2 separate regions of the Homo sapiens genome follow, and region 2 is linked to region 1. Evidence: chromatin loops called from intact Hi-C (ENCODE). Cell type or tissue: mammary epithelial cell. All regions are shown on one strand. Links, peaks and the distances in the headings refer to the core of each region. The heading gives the core; the rest is flanking DNA. Region 1 overlaps SLC35F3 (solute carrier family 35 member F3). Region 2 overlaps SLC35F3 (solute carrier family 35 member F3).

Region 1 (5,373 bases), core at 374-5,373:
TTTGATTATTGGAAACATCAGCTGGAATCTGATTGAGATGCGAACTGATCTTGGAAAAAGGTCCATGATCCCCAGGAATGTGCCGCTGGGGTTTGAGGACCCCATGGATGACCTCTTAGCTCACCTTCTGGCTCCTTCCCCCGTCCCTCCTGGTTTAAAGACCCTCACTGTGATTGGTGGTCCCGAACAGCCCTGAACAATCGGAGAATCTCACCTCCCATTTCCCTTGACATGGAGGCTGGGGGTGGTCTCACTCAGCCTGGCTGCAGCTAGCAGGCAGTGTGCGCCCAGGGTTCTACCTGCTCTCATCCTACTCTTGCTTTTGCCACATTAAACTGCCTCTCTAAATGTTCATCCACCAACAAGAGAATTGGGCTGATCCATCAACCCCCTCCAATTGAGAAGGAATAATAAGAATAATGCCATGGAGAAAAGATACCATTTGTTGAGTTTTATGTGTGAGGCATGCATCATCTTATTCTCACAACTGTTTTCTAAGATGAGTAGTAATATTCTCTCCATTTAACAGAGGCTCAGAGACATTTACTAGTCTGCTCAAGGTCCAAACAGCTTATAACAATGGAGCCAAGATCTGTGACCTCGTCACTTGACTCTAGCCTAGGACATCTCCATCGCTGAGCTAGAACCCTGACCTGGAGAACCAGGGAACGTACAGAAAGCACACCTAAGCAGAGAGTCAGATGGCGACACAAGGAGCCACCTTGGCTCCTTCCAAACAGACACTCCAATGGCTTCTCACCCTCTCATACCATACGTGGCCAGGAATCTCCCCAGCATGATAAGACACGTTTGCTTCCTTTTGGATCTGCGCACATGACTTCGACCTATTGATGTTTTCCAGGAACCATGGCCCTTGTGGTTTGAATAATTGCCTTAATAACAAAAGTCTCCTTAGCAGCCAATTCCACAAACATAAGGCTGTGCCTTCAACATGGATTTTTATGTCTGCTTGACTCTCAAGCTCATATGCTCAGCCCTCCAGGATGGAGAACTATGTTAATTCTTTTCAGTCTTTGGAAATTACCTAATGGACAGTGCCAGCCAACCCAGGTCTGAGTGAAGTCTGAGCGGTCCCATGCACCAGTTAGATATTATCTTGGAACTAAATCTCCATCTGTTTATCAAGGAGAATCTCTCAGTCCCTTTGGCACATGGCAGTGTCTCATGATGGATTTTGCTAGCTCTCTGAACTCCTGAAGAAGAGAAGAGGGAGTTCCAACACAACCTGTGGGAGGAAGCTCTTAGATGACTGGTCATGCACTTCGGAGAGGAATAATGATTATTAGAGAGACTCATAACTGCACAGTGCTTTGCAAATTACAAAATGCCATCAATGCCATCACCGACACTGGCTCCTGGGATCTTCATTCAGTGTCAGTCTAGTACCAAAGGCCTTCAACACAAAACTTTGCTCAGTACACAGTGATCAGCAACAGACCAAACCAATCAAGTGGCCACCATGGCCGGAATGTGCCATATTCTGAGGATGACTCTTGGGTGGGGGGTTGGAGGGGTCTTATCCATGCATAGCAGTAAAGATCTAGAAGCATCATGTTGCTTTCTATGAATTTAGGAGTATTTTTCAAGTTTTTCACACCTCCTTCTCTTAACCTCAAAAAAAATGGGTTTCTTCTGCTAGATGCAGAATTAACCTTGAAGCTTCTCTTCCCAGGAACAGGGTCTCATTTGGAATTTTCTAGGGACATCTGAGTCATGCCAAAAATTTCCATAAATTCTCCTGGCTCTTTACATCAAAATAAAGTCAGGAAGGACATGGGTGGGTGGCAGGGGGGCCCAGGACATTCAGATCTTCAGCATCGAGTCAGGCAGCCTGCTGGGTGGCTCACTGTGAGAAGTATCTGCATTTCTTGCAGAGATGCATCAGATCATTTATTTGCTGAAAGCTTTTCTGGTGGCACAGAGAGTGAGTTTTTATTCCAAAATTAACATTAAGCCTCAAAACAAATTTTCCCCCTACTGCGAGCTAAAAATATAACTCAGAAGTTGACTCACGTCCCCACTGCTGTTTGGGTAACTTAGGTGGGTGTGAATGCACCATTAGGGTGATGTCATTGTTCCCAGGACAATGAGGGAAGGACGGAAGTAGAGGGCCCTGCACTGGTGGCCAGCAGGGTTTACTTTCATGGGACTGCCCCTCAAACCGGCTCTTAGCTTTGTGGCTGAAGGGGAAAGCTGTACACTAACTACAGGAGAACTAGCGGCCTGGCTAAATGCTCTCGGCGCTGGTTTGTAGCAAGGTGATGACGGGGCAGTGACAGCTCCTGGCCACAAGAGGGAGCCAGTCAGAAGTCTCTAGGGTTCTGCCCTGTGCTTTGAAACTTCACCTGTTTCTTTTATTCGGGGGAATCTCTCTGTATTTCAGCTGATATTTGATAGTGCACGTGTCCTATTTCATACAGTTGTTATGAAATCCGACGAGCTAACTTTGACTAGCTTCTAATGTAATTGACTGGGTCTCGGTTGTAAAATGAGAGGTAATTCAAGGGATATAATTTCACTCCCCCTTCGTCATTGGTTAGAAGGAAGTGAAGCTGGCCCTTCACAGTTGGGACTTAGCATGAGTGTGTCTGGCCAACTCTGGCTGTGTACACAAGGCCCAGGCAAAGGGCCAAGACTGCATGCACGCATGGATGCCGAAGGATCCTTTGGGTTTCACGCACATCCTCACCCGAGAGTGGCAGTGTTAGCAGAAAGCTCCAGGCTGCAGGGCACGGTCATGCCACGCCCTACAGCCGGGAAAGCCGCCCATGAGAGACGGGGTGAGCACGCAGAGAGCGGAGCACATCGCCATTCCCAGGCTGGGTCCCCGACTGGCACACACTTTAGGGAATGCTTGTTGAAATGCTTGAAATGAAAGGTGCTTTAATGAATGCTTGTCTAGTATGGTTTGCAAGCAAGAAGGTTGGCAAGGCACACCAAGAACCGGGCCCTCTGCTGGGCTCATTTTCTGCTGCAAATCAGAAGGAAAGTGGTCAGCAGCTTATGCTCATGGTCCAGCACATGGAGCTAAGCAAGCCGATGGGCAGGTTTTGGTTGACATGACTGAGTGAGGGAGGAAGACAGATAATAAGGAACTTACCCTCACTCCCATGAATCTGTCCCTGAGAACGATCCATGAGAGCAAGAACACAAAAGCTTTGTTGCAGCAGAACAACACGGAGACATCCGTAGTGTTTATTTTCTTTATTGCATGTAAGTACAGGTAGTTTGTGAGTGTCCAAAGAACACCAAAGGGTGCTGCCTTGGTAAAAAACACCTTCAAAGTCAAGCCATTGTCTCCAAAAAATCGACAGCATTCCCTAAAACAAGGAAAGAGAGGCATCGTTATTATTTTCCTGGGTTCAGACAGACCATTTATTTCCTATAGCAAGTTTTTTTTTTTTTAAGCAAATATAGGAAGGGGCAGGGTTTTAAAATTTATTATTTTTAATAAACATCTTTCTATTAAAGCCCTTCAACCTATTGCTTTAGTCCACTGAAACAAATGTTGCACAGTGATCTAATGTCACAGATTCTTCCTTCTGTTCATGTTAAGCTTGGAATTTATGGTTCTATACAGAAGGTAATGTTGGTGTGTTATCTGACCCGAAGGCCTAATTCTATGGTGATTGACTGAGGGATTCTGTCACTTGCTGAGTAAGAGAAGGGGGTCACTAAACCTTTTTTGGGGTGGGGGTTGTGGGAGAAGGACGGTAATGGAGGAGGATGGATACTCTGGGGGTGGGGGTTGTGGGAGAAGGACGGTAATGGAGGAGGATGGATACTCTGGGGGTGGGGGTTGTGGGAGAAGGACGGTAATGGAGGAGGATGGATACTCTGGGGAAGACAGGGTGTCTAATCTTTTGGCTTTTCTGGGTCACATTAGAAAAAGAATTGTCTTAGGCCACATACAAACTACACTAACACTAACGATAGCTGATGAGCTACAAAAAGAAATCGCAAAAAAAAAAATCTCATAATGTTTTAAGAAAGTTTACAAATTTGTGTTGGGCCTCATTCAAAGCCAGCCTGGACCACATGTGGCCTGTGGGACGGGGGTTGGACAAGCTTGCTCTAAGAGAACACATTGAAACATAGTTTTAAAAAATGTTGCCCTCAGTTGGAATTATCTTTGTGATCAGGCAGGGGCAGTCACTTCTTGGGTATATCTAATACATTTTGGCTATGATACAAATAGTGTTAACTCGTGACCTATTTTCTCCCTGAGGCCATTTTTAGGGTACCTATTCCACCATGTGGAAGCCCCACTTCTCTAAGACACTATCTAGCACAGGAAGAATAAGCAGATCCAAAAGTTCAGAGTCTAACGCGGGAATGAGATGAGGAAACATCTGTAGAAGAAAGTCTTTTGATGCCGTTCTAGAGTCTAGGGGGAAGGATCACAGATAGTTCAAAAAATCTTTAAGAAAATTAAAGCCAGTCTTCTACATGCAGAAGAAGGAAGTAGAGGAGGCCGTGGGGAGCTCGGGTGTGGAGAAAGGCCACTGAGAAGGCTTGGTTGACAGCTGCCTCTTTCCTTGACTGTTGGGGAGTGAAGATCATTGCTGGGTTGGGCCCGATGAGCTAGGCAAGGAGATGGACAAGTGAGGAGGCACTGCTTCATGGAAGTCCCTGTCCAGGCTCATGGACATGGTGCTGCACTGCCACAGCTGGGGATGGCCTGCCAGCCAGGAAGGGAGTCAGCCTGCTAGTGATCTAGAAATAGACTCAGTCCCAAATGAACTGCCACGAGAACAAAAGAAAAGACATCTCTAGAATAAACCAAATGCACTAGGTTGGGGGAATAGCTCTGGTCTGTGCCACTTAATATTAAAATGCAGAGAAAAAGGAGGAAAATTAAAAACAAGAGTCAAAGGGGATTGGGTAAGATTTTAAATTTAATTTTACTGTCTAGTCTTCCTATCAATCTAGAAGGAAATCTGTCTTTGTTCATGACTCAACTATGGGATGTCCATAGCAGGAACAGGAAAACTCCTTAGAGAAAGGCATGAGAGCCTGGGATATTGAGAGAGGAGAAACACACTTACCGTTTTGTGGAGTCTGGTGCAGTTTGGCCACCTCTCTCTGTACACAGAGTCCTATGTTGCTTCTGAACAAACCGGGGCCAGGTAAAACATTCACTTCACTAAATTTATCATGAAACCGATTCAACTGAATTGATTCCATTTTGGCTTTATATAGCTGCAACCCTCATCTAACTGAGAGGCTGATATTTCTGTTTGCCATGTAATTTTCATACAATATTCCAGCTACATTTTCTATGGGGTTTTCCCAAGCCCCTGTTTGCAGAACAGTCTGTTCCCCCAGGGGCAGTGACCGTGAATGATGGCT
Region 2 (5,373 bases), core at 147-5,146, 120 kb after region 1:
AGACTTTTTGATGTAGGCATTTAAGGCTATGAATTTTCCTCTTAGCACTGCCTTTGCTTGTATCCCAGAGGTTTTGATAAGTTGTGTCATTACTGTAGTTTAGTTCAAAGGTTTTAAATTTTCATGTTGATTTTATTTTTGACCCAGTGATCATTCAGGAGCAGGTTATTTAATTTTCATATATTTGCATGGTTTTGAAGTTTCCTTTTGGAGTTAATTTCCAGTTTTATTCCACTGTGGTCTGAGAGAGTACTTGACATAATTTCAGTTTTCTTAAATTTATTGAGACTTGTTTTGTGGCAATCATATGGTCTATCTTAGAGAAAATTCCATGTGCTGATGTGTTGGAGGCTGCACAAGTATTTCTTATGATTAGGCATAATTGAAGCCTGTTAGCAATAATGAGAACCTGTGAGCAAGTAAACAGCTAACCAATCATTACCTCCTCCTTCTTGCTCTTGTTACCTAATATATAAGAAGGGCTGTGGAAGCTCGGCAGCTGCCTTTGCTCACTAGAAGCAGGGAGCCCTTTTCTTTTCTTTTTCTCTTCTCTTCTTCTTCCCCATGCTAGCCTTTCCTTAAAATAGTTACTTTTGTTTTTTGTTACCATTTCTACGTTCATCCCTTTGTTCAGTCTTGTAATGACGGTCTCAAGCAGTAACAGTAATAATTGCTGCAATGAGGGTCTCAAGTAGTAGCTGTGGCAGTCGGCCACACTGATGAAATAGAATGTATATTCTGTGGTTGTTGGGTAGAATATTCTGTAAAATATCCGTTAAGTCAAGTTGTTCTAGGGTATAGTTTAAACCCAGTATGTCTTTGTTGACTTTCTGTCTTGATGATTTGTCTAGTGCTGTCAGTGGAATATTGAAGTCCCCCACTATTATTGTGTTGCTATCCCATTTCTTATGTCTAGCAGTATTTGTTTTATAAATTTGGGAGCTCCAGCATTAGGTGCATGTATATTTAGGATGATTGTGACATTTTCCTGTTAAGGCCTTTCATCATTATATAATGTCCCTCTTTGTCTTTTTTAACTGCTGTTGCTTTCAAGTTTGTTTTGTCTGATATAAGAATAGCTATTCCTACTCACTTTTGGTGTCCATTTACATGTAATATCTTTTTCCACCCCTTTACCTTAAGTTTATGTGAGTCCTTATGTGTTAGGTGAGTCTCTTAAAGGTAGCAGACACTTAGTTGGTGAATTCTTATCCATTCTGCAATTCTGTATTTTTTAAGCAGAGCATTTAGACCATTTACATTCAATGTTAGTATTGAGATGTGAGGTACTATTCAATTCATCATGCTATTTGTTGCTTGAATACCTCGGTTTTTTTGTGTGTGTTTTTGTTGTATAGATCCCGTGAGACCCATGCTTTAAAGAGGTTCTGTTTTGGTGTGTTTCCAGGATTTGTTTCAAGATTTAGAGCTCCTTTTAGCAGTTCTTGTAGTGCTGGCTTGGTAGTGATGAATTCTCTTAGTGTGTGTTTGTCTGAAAAAGACTATCTTTCCTTCATTTATGAAGCTTAGTTTCACTGGGTACAAAATTCTTGGCTGATAATTGTTTTGTTTAAGGAGGCTGAATATAGGGCCCCAATCCCTTCTAGCTTGTATGGTTTCTGTTGAGAAATCTGCTGTTAATCTGATAGGTTTTCCTTTATAGGTATCTGATGCTTTTGCCTTACAGCTCTTACGATTCTTTCCTTTGTCTTGACTTTGGATAACTTGATAACTATGTGCCTAGGTGAGGATCTTTTTGTGATGAATTTCCCAGGTGTTCTTTGAGCTTCTTGTATTTGGATGTCTAGCTCTCTAGCAAGGCTGAGGAAGTTCTCCTTAATTATTCCCCCAAATATGTCTTCCAAACTTCTAGATTTCTCTTCTTCCTCAGGAATGCCAATTCTTAGGTTTGGTAATTTAACATAACCCCAGACTTCTCGGAGGCTTTGTTAATTTTTTAAAAATTCTTTTTTTTTTTTTGTCTGTGTTGGATTGAGTTATTTCAAAACCTTGTCTTCGAGCTCTGAAGTTCGTTCTTCTGCTTGTTTGATTCTATTGCTGAGACTTTCCAGTACATCTTGCATTTCTCTAAGTGTGTCCTTTATTTCCTGAAGTTGTGACTATTTTTTATTTATGCTATCTATCTCACTGAAGATTTCTCCCTTTATATCTCGTATATTTTTAAAAATTTCCTTAAGTCGGACTTCACCTTTCTCTGGTACCTCCTTGATTAGCTTAATAATCAACCTTCTGAATTCTTGTTCTGGCAATTCAAGCATTTCTTGGTTTGGATTTGTTGCTGGTGAGCTAGTGTTTTTTTTCTTTTTCTTTTTTGAGGTGTTAAAGAACCTTGTTTTGTCATATTGCCAGAATTATTTTTCTGGTTCCTTCTCATTTGGGTAGGCTATGTCAGAGGGAAGATCTGGGGCTCAAGGCTGCTGTTCAGATTCTTTTGTCCCATGGGGTGCTCCCTTGGATGTAGTACTCTCCTCTCCCCCTTTTCCTAGGGATGTGGCTTCCTGAGAGCCGAACGGTAGTAATTGTTATTTCTCTTCTGGATCTAGCCACCCAGATGGGCTACCAGGCTCTGGGCTGGTACTAGGAGATGTCTGCATAGAGTCCTGTGATATAAACTATCTTTAGGTCTCTCAGCCATGGATACCAGCACTTGCTCCAGTGGCGGTGGCAGGGGAGTGAAATGGACTCTGGGAGGGTCCTTAATTATATTATTGTTGTTTATTGTAGTTCTGTGCTGGTTGCCCTCCTGCCAGGAGGTGGCGCTTTCGAGAGAGCATCAGCTGTGGTAGTAAAGGGAGGGTCAGGTGGTGGGCAGAGCCCTAGAACTCCCAAGAGAATATGCCCTTTGTTTTCAGCTACCAGGGTGAGTAGGGAAGGACCATCAGGTGGGGGCACGGCTAGGCATGTCTGAGCTCAGACTCTCCTTGGGAGGGGCTTGCTGTGGCTGCTGTGGGGAATGGGGGTGTGGTTCCAGGTCAATAGAATTGTGTTCCCAAGAGGATTATGGCTGCCTGTGCTGTGTCATGCAGGTTGTCAGGAAGTCGGGGAAAGCTGGCAGTTACAGGCCTCATCCAGCTCCCGCACAACCCAAAAGGCCAGTCTCATTTCCACCATGCCCCCTGCCCCCCACCTCACCAGCACTGAGTCTGTTTCCAGGCAGTGGGTGAACAGGGCTCAGAACTTGCACCAGGCTACCAGCCTCCAGGCTGAGAAAGCAAGCAGGACTTTTTTTTTTTTTTTGAGGCGGAGTTTCGCTCTTGTTGCCCAGGCTGGAGTGCAGTGGCCCGATCTTGGCTCACCGCAACCTCCGCCTCCCGGGTTCAAGCGATTCTCCTGCCTCAGCCTACCAAGTAGCTGGGATTACAGGCATGTGCCACCATGCCCAGCTAATTTTTTGTATTTTTAGTAGAGACGGGGTTTCACTGTGTTAGCCAGGATGGTCTCGATCTCCTGACTTCGTGATCCGCCCGCCTCGGCCTCCCAAAGTGCTGGGATTACAGGCGTTGAGAAACCGCGCCTGGCCTTTCATGCCTCCCCACCTGTTGAGTCTGCACATCAGATTCATGCCCTACCCGGAGTTCTGGCTAGGAAACTCTGGTTGTAATTGTTACAAAGTTCAGCTGGAGGTTTCCTTCTCCCTGTAGTCTTTTCCCAGTTCCTCTGGCAGCCCTCCCCAGGGACCCCTGTGAGACAAGTCAGAAATGGCTTACATGGGGACCCAGAGAGACTGCAGGGCTTTTCCTGCTGCTTCCTCTACCTCTGTAGTTCACTCAGGTGTCTACATTGTCTCAGCTCAAATCCTTCTCCCATGATCTGGACTTTCAGGTTCCCCAGTGAGGGCACGCGTTCATGGGCGGATGATCCTCCTTTCCCACTTTCACAGTTTGGGCATGCACAGTATTTGGGCTGTCTCCTGGGTCCTGCGGGAGTAATCCGCTTCCTTCAAAGGGTCTGTGGATTCTCTTGGCTTTCCTGGTATATTCCTGCAGTAGTTCTTGGAGCAGAAGTTCACAATGTGACTCCCGACATGCTGCTCTATCCATCCGAGTGAAAGCTGCAATTTAGTCCTGCCTCCTGTCCGCCATTTTCCCCCCTCTCCTTGGAGCTGCTCTTTCATACCTTCTGTGCCTGGGATCCTCTCTTCTTCCCCATTTGAGTCACTTCTTGAACAACTTTGCATTTGTGCAAGTGAGAATGGTGGGTTTTCCATTCGCCTAGGAGGTTGGGAACTTTAGGTATAGTATACAATTTACAAACCGCTGTGTGGTGGTTGGTTGCTTGTTCCTTTCACATCACCTGGGGCTGGCAGGCAGCAGCTGGTATCCCTAAAGAGGTGCAGATGGAAAGCATCAACATTGACAAGAGCCCATCATCAATTTCCCCTTCCTGATAAGGGAGTTTCTCTGTGATTCAGGCCAATTCCCCTGGATCCACAGAGCCAGGAGGTCTGGCTGTGCAAGGGAGGGCAGGAAAAGCTAGAGTACCTGAGATGGGGAAGGAGGAATGAGAGAGACACAGGATGCAGAGCCAGGTTAGAAAGCAAAGAGTGAGAGCACATCAGAACCAACCAAACAACAACAACCAAAAAGGAAGGAGCTCCACAGCCCTGAGCATTTCTGAAGTCTCAGGCTCACTATGGGGCCTCTTCCCATAGTATTCCATCAATATGTCAATAATACCTACCCTGCAGGTTGCTGTGAGGTTTAAAGGAGCTAATGTACATGGGATACCTGGTCCAGCATGTTGACTTTACGGAGTCCCTACAACTACCAGTGTTATTTAAAATAATTATTAAGATGGTGGACCCATGATCAGACCCAAGTTGTGTCAACAGAACAGACTATCTGAGATCCTGATGGCATGTGCTCCCTCTCCACCTACCACTTGACACTTCAGAGTCTCAGGGCACATGTCACATCTCACCTCAAATGAGGTGCCAGGTTGGCCTAGGGCAAGAATTCAGAAGGACTGGGAGGAGAGATCAGGGCTAGGAGACGGCACCCAGCTTGTCTCCTTCTCAGAGCAGAGGGGCAAAGTCAGCCCTTTGCTCAGGGTTTGCTACGCATCCACTGAAATTTGGCATCAGTCCTTCCGCTGAATCTCTGTTTGCTGGCCATGCCTTAAAAAACAAATACTGGTCAGTTGTTAAAGTTCACTTGGTCTTGACAGCCAAAGCCAGGAGCATTTGGCCAACATCATGAGTCTGACTCAGCAGAGCGGAGCCCACTGCATGCTTGAGCAATGCTTTGAAGCAAGTCATATCTCACCTCAAATGAGGTGCCAGGGATATTAATGCAATGAGACTGCTTAGTCAATCTGCGCCCTGCTGGGTGAATCACACTCCAAACACCTGTA

Evidence for each region. Peaks named below come from ENCODE experiments on the same cell type or tissue, not always from the same donor. Only the 100,000 strongest peaks of a DNase experiment are listed, where the experiment ranks them.
Region 2: it touches region 1 in a loop (5-fold over the local background); 1 of 110 quality-filtered maps calls a loop at or near these places.

What each region holds. Positions count from the first base shown.
Region 1 is chr1:234,307,069-234,312,441 of GRCh38, reverse strand. It overlaps SLC35F3 (solute carrier family 35 member F3), which reads right to left. Exons shown (of 8, transcript NM_173508.4): 4 at 3,122-3,341. Among named protein-coding and RNA genes, the nearest start is that of MIR4671, 3.3 kb to the right of the region's middle. In mammary epithelial cell, for the core only: a CTCF peak has its summit at 2,302 (motif pointing right); DNase peaks (open chromatin) are centred at 831 and 2,211; H3K27ac peaks cover 1,232 bases.
Region 2 is chr1:234,186,123-234,191,495 of GRCh38, reverse strand. All of the region lies in intron 2 of SLC35F3 (solute carrier family 35 member F3), which reads right to left. Among named protein-coding and RNA genes, the nearest start is that of SLC35F3-AS1, 84 kb to the left of the region's middle. RefSeq lists an enhancer at 2,532-3,243. In mammary epithelial cell, for the core only: a CTCF peak has its summit at 2,776 (motif pointing right); a DNase peak (open chromatin) is centred at 2,925; H3K27ac peaks cover 3,067 bases.